Regions from separate parts of the Homo sapiens genome. Here region 2 is linked to region 1. A link is an interaction called in ENCODE POLR2A ChIA-PET data of the cell type or tissue named here. Cell type or tissue: A673. All regions are shown on one strand.

Region 1 (2,500 bases):
GTCTCGGTTCCCTGAGCTCCAGGCACGGGAACTGGCCCATACAGCATCTCCACTACCGGGCACCTCAACTTGAACACATCCAAACCCGACTCTGGATTTTTTCTCTCCTAGAACAGTCCCTCTCTGAGTCTGTCTTAGACTGGACCTGCGGAGCCCTCCGGGCATCCATGCCGCCTCCCTCCTCTCTGATCCCCCACCCTTTCCACTGCAAACGGTGTGGGCTCAGCTGTCCAAGCACATCCAGAATCAGACCCACCAGGACAGCTCAGCCACTGCCATGACAGCAAGCCTGTCGCCTCTCCCGGCCCCTGGGCCTGTGTGCAAGCTGCAACCAGAGGAGTCATCTGAAACTGAGGTGAGGGTGACGACTTCCTATTTCTCTCGGGGTCAAAGCCCAAGTCCTCCTGGAGCCCCAGCAGGCCCTGCACCATCTGCTTTTTCTCTCCCCACCCTCTCCTCCCTCTCTCCCCCTCCTCCCTGTGCTCCAGCCACAGGGGCCTCCTCCCTATTCCTCCAACATGCCAGGAACAGTCCTGCCTGCCCCAGGGCCTTTGTACGGGCTGTGGCTCTGCCCAGAGCCGTGGTGTGGACCCCTCACCTCCACAGCATGCTCTCCAGAGACGTCCTCATGCCCTCCCGTTGTAGAAAGAAGGCCCCTCACCCTCAAGCCTCTCGCCCGACTGCATTTCCTTCCACCACGCACATCACACCAGAGGCAGCACCTCTAACTGTTTCTGGAATACTGCCTCCTCCACTAGAAGGTCCCAAGAGCAGGGATTTTCCTTTTTCTTTATTTACAGTGAACAATTCCATCACAGCTACCTACAGCAGGAGCTGGCAAATGTTTCTACAAAGGGCTAGACAGTAAATCTTGGCCTTGCACAACAGTTTCTGCTGGGACTACCCAGTTCTGCTGCTGCAGCACAAAAGCGACCACAGACAGTCTCTGTAAACAAGTGGCTGTGGCTCAGTGCCAATAAAACTTTATTTATGAACACAGGTGGTGGGCCGGATTTGACCTGTGGGCCGTAGGTGGCCAACCCCTGGTTGTGCTAAGGGCCTGGCACAGGGGAGGTGCTCAGTAAATCTGCTGCCTGAATAAGCCAACAGTTGGGTGCTCTAAGCCCTGCCAGATCATGCAGTCACTGGGGAAGGCTGGCTTCCTGCCGATCCCTGTTCCTTCTCCCGCAGGGTGTGCTGGCTGAGTGGGGGGGCCGACCAATGAACAAACAGCATATTGAACCACACGTGACTAACGCGATGAGTCGACAGCATTCGTCAGGCTCTGCTCACCTTCCCCGGGGCTGAAGGGCTCACTCCAATCGTAGCCCTGGGATTTTAAAACGGCGGTGACTTTGTACAAATGGCAGAAGCCGGTCTTGCATTCATTGGCGCGGAGAAAGCAGAGCTCGTCCTCTCCCTCTGATTGGGGGAAGGGATAGAAGATGTCATGAACCTGTCCGGAAAGCAGATAGAAGATGCGTCAGAAGGTGTGGGTGGCCGGGCATGGTGGCTCACACCAGTAATCCCAGTAGTTTGGGAGGCTGGGGCAGGAGACTTGCTTGAGCCCAGGAATTTCAGAGACCAGCCTGGACAACATAGTAAGACCCCACCTCTAAAAATAAATAAATAAATTAGCCAGGCATGGTGGTGCAGGCTTGTGGTCCTAGCTACTCTGGAGGCTGAGGTGGGAGGATCACTTAGGCCCAGGAGGTCAAGGCTGCAGTGAGCTATGACCACACCACTGCACTCTAGTCTGGGCAACAGAGCAACCCTGTCTCTAATTAAAGAAAAAAATAGATGAGGGGAGAGGCTCCAATGGCTGCCAGACTCACCAACCCCCCTAGACCCTCTTCCCTGCCAGCCAGGGATGGCCAAGGCCTGAGCTCACTTCTCCACACAAGGGCAAACACCACCTGCCATTGGCGCTCAGCCTTCTAGGACGTGGGGGTGGGGACAGTGTGACTCCAGGGCCCAGGCGGGCATACAGCCAGCGCTTGCCCCGCTTACATTGATCCAGACGTTGGTGACCTCCTCGTACACCACATACGGCTGGACATTCCTGGGGACAGCTCTGGCAGAGGCTAGCCGCTGCTCCTCATTCTCTGTGCTCGGGATGAACAGGGCCGGGGGGAGGAGGACGAGCTGGAGCCACTGCTGGGGCCGGTCCAGGAACATGGCCCAGGCGCTAAGGGGGAAGATGCGGGGGAAGATGAGAGGGAAGCTGGGAGCCTCAGTGGCCTGCACAGAGAAGCTGGGGACGCAGCGTCCAAACCCGTGTGGAATCAGGGCTGGGCTTCCTGCGCTGGCTTCACCTGCACTTGGCCAAGTAACCCTGCAGCACCCACAGGCTTCCTTCCTGGCACATGCTTAGGGGAGGACAGGATGGGTGACAAGATTTCATGATCCAAGTGTTCCGGAAACAATGGCCTAAGTCTCACAGCGGCAAGCTCTAATAGTTTCTCCTCTTCACTGACTCTTCGGCCCACAGTCGCTATCC
Region 2 (2,500 bases), 460 kb before region 1:
GGTACTTGGGAGGCCGAGGTGGGAGGATCACTTGAGCCCAGAAGTTCAAGACCAGCCTGGGCAACATACTGAGACCCCCCCCCATCTGTAGAAAAAAAATTTAAAATTAGCCAAGAGTGGTGATGCGTGCCTGTAGTCCCAACCGCTCTGGAGGCTGAGACAGGGAAGATCCCTTGAGCCAGGAGTTCAAGGCTATAATGAGCTAGGATCATGCCACTGCACTCCAGCCTGGGCGCCAGAGGGAGACCCTGTCATGAATGAATGAATGAATGAAGGGATGAATTAATGAATGAATGAAGGAATGAATTAATGAATGAATGAAGGAATGAATTAATGAATGAATGAACGGATGAATGAATGAATGAATGGATGGATGAATGAATGAATGCTGACATCCCAGAAACCTTTAGAATCCCGGACCCTAGCATCTAGCTTGGGTTGTAATCCCCGACCTGAACCATCAGGGGCACCGTGATGTTGGGGCCCATGCCCTGCCCCCGGGGGGTGGCACGGCCACCACCAGGACCCCACCCCGGGATCCCCATCCGCTGCCCCCTCCTGTTCCTGCCTCTCCTTGGGGTCCCGGGTCAGGCCCGGCAGTAGGAGGTGCTGAGGCCACAGGCACTCCCTGAGGCGCTCAGCGAGCCCCACCCTGTGCAGGCTCGGCATGGCTGCCCGGGGCCACAGCTGGCCCTGCCTGCAGCAGACGCCAACGTCCACCAGCTGCACCATCACGGATGTCCAGCTGTTCTCCATGGCTCCCTACGTGCTCAATGTCACCGCCGTCCACCCCTGGGGCTCCAGCAGCAGCTTCGTGCCTTTCATAACAGAGCACATCAGTGAGTGGGGGCGGCAGTGGGGGCGGGGGCGGGGCTGCCGTCTCCTTCCAGCTCCCCCCACCCCACCTCCCACCTGTCCTCCAGTCCTGCGGCTGCACCTTCACACTTAAGCAAAAATCTGACCCCTTCTTCCCCCTCCTCTACCAGTACGTGGAGCACCCCCATCATTGACAGCCCAGTCCCCTCCATCCTGAGCCCTGGCCTCCACAGTCTGTCCTTCCCACAGCAGCCACCAGAGGGCGCCTGAGAGCACCTGAGTCAGGGCACGTCCCTCTGCCTACAGCCCTCCATGGCTCCCACCTGCCTTGGGGTCAAAGCCCAAGTCCTTCCTACTGCCCACCAAACCCTGGACAACCTGCCCTGTCTCCTCCATGCCCTCCCCTCCTCCCTGTCTCCCCCTTGCTCACTCTGCTGTGGCCACATGTGATTCCTTGATGTTCAACATGCCAGGAATAGTTCTGCCCCAGGGCCTTTGCATGGGCGGTGCCCTCTACCTGGAACACCTTCCCCCAAATGTCCCCATGACTTATTCCCTCACCTCCTTCGGGTCTCTGTGCATACATCACCTCCTCAGTAAGACCTCTCCTGAGTAGATTATTAAAAATTGCAAGCTCTGGCTAGGCTCAGTGGCTCACACTTGTAATCCCAGCACTTTGGGAGGCTGAGGCAGGCCGATCACCTGAGGTCAGGAGTTTGAGACCAGTCCTGGCCAACATGGTGAAACCCTGCCTCTACTAAAAATACAAGAATTAGCTGGGCATAGTGGCAGGTGCCTGTAATCCCAGCTACTCAGGGGGCTGAGGCACGAGAATCACTTGAACCCAGGAGGTGGAGGTTGCCGTGAGCTGAGATTGTGCCACTGCATTCCAGCCTGGGCGAGAGAGCGAGACTCTATCTCAAAAAACAAAACAAAACAAAACAAAAATTGCGGCCACTGCCATTCCTGCACTCCCCAGCTTTCTTCCCTATTCTGTGTGACCTATGGATTTGTTTATTTCCTGTCTTCCCCCTGATGGATTGTGAGTTCCATGAGGACAGGGGTAGGTCAGTTAAGGTCACTGTTTTGTCCCCTCTGTGGCAGCCCCAGGCACACAGTTTCTCAATAAATATTTGTTGGTTGAGCCAGGCATGGTGGCTCACAACTACTCGGGAGGCTGAGGCAGGAGAATCGCCTGAACCTGGGAGGCAGAGGTTGTAGTGAGCTGAGATCACGCCGCTGTACTCCAGCCTGGGTGACAGAGTGAGACTCCGTTTCAAAACAAACAAAATATATACATAATATGTTGGTTGAATGAATGAGTGAATGAATGAATGACTGGACTTACTGTCCCCTGACCCTGCTTCCTGCTTGTCCGTCAGTCAAGCCCGACCCTCCAGAAGGCGTGCGCCTAAGCCCCCTCGCTGAGCGCCAGCTACAGGTGCAGTGGGAGCCTCCCGGGTCCTGGCCCTTCCCAGAGATCTTCTCACTGAAGTACTGGATCCGTTACAAGCGTCAGGGAGCTGCGCGCTTCCACCGGGTGAGGAGGATGAGGGGGAGGCTGGAAAGGGTGGTGCCTGGCAGAGGGAATGGTTTTTACCAAGACTAGCAGGTGTGCTGGGCTCTTGCACATAGCTTGCGATTCCGGGTGCATTGAATAAGAGCAGTCCAGCAATCTGATTCC

The links. ChIA-PET counts read pairs that join two places held together with the same protein. Peaks named below come from ENCODE experiments on the same cell type or tissue, not always from the same donor. Only the 100,000 strongest peaks of a DNase experiment are listed, where the experiment ranks them.
Region 2: POLR2A ChIA-PET joins it to region 1 with 6 read pairs; 1 of 35 experiments calls an interaction of 5 or more read pairs at or near these places.

The regions. Positions count from the first base shown.
Region 1 is chr19:4,693,368-4,695,867 of GRCh38, forward strand. DPP9 (dipeptidyl peptidase 9) reads right to left here. Exons shown (of 22, transcript NM_139159.5): 12 at 2,011-2,188; 13 at 1,294-1,456. Among named protein-coding and RNA genes, the nearest start is that of DPP9-AS1, 15 kb to the left of the region's middle. RefSeq lists an enhancer at 684-1,883. In A673, no CTCF peak of the experiment used is centred here; a DNase peak (open chromatin) is centred at 1,214; H3K27ac peaks cover 1,619 bases.
Region 2 is chr19:4,232,469-4,234,968 of GRCh38, forward strand. EBI3 (Epstein-Barr virus induced 3) reads left to right here. Exons shown (of 5, transcript NM_005755.3): 3 at 661-839; 4 at 2,199-2,356. Among named protein-coding and RNA genes, the nearest start is that of EBI3, 4.2 kb to the left of the region's middle. In A673, CTCF peaks have their summits at 1,065 (motif pointing right) and 1,269; a DNase peak (open chromatin) is centred at 1,083.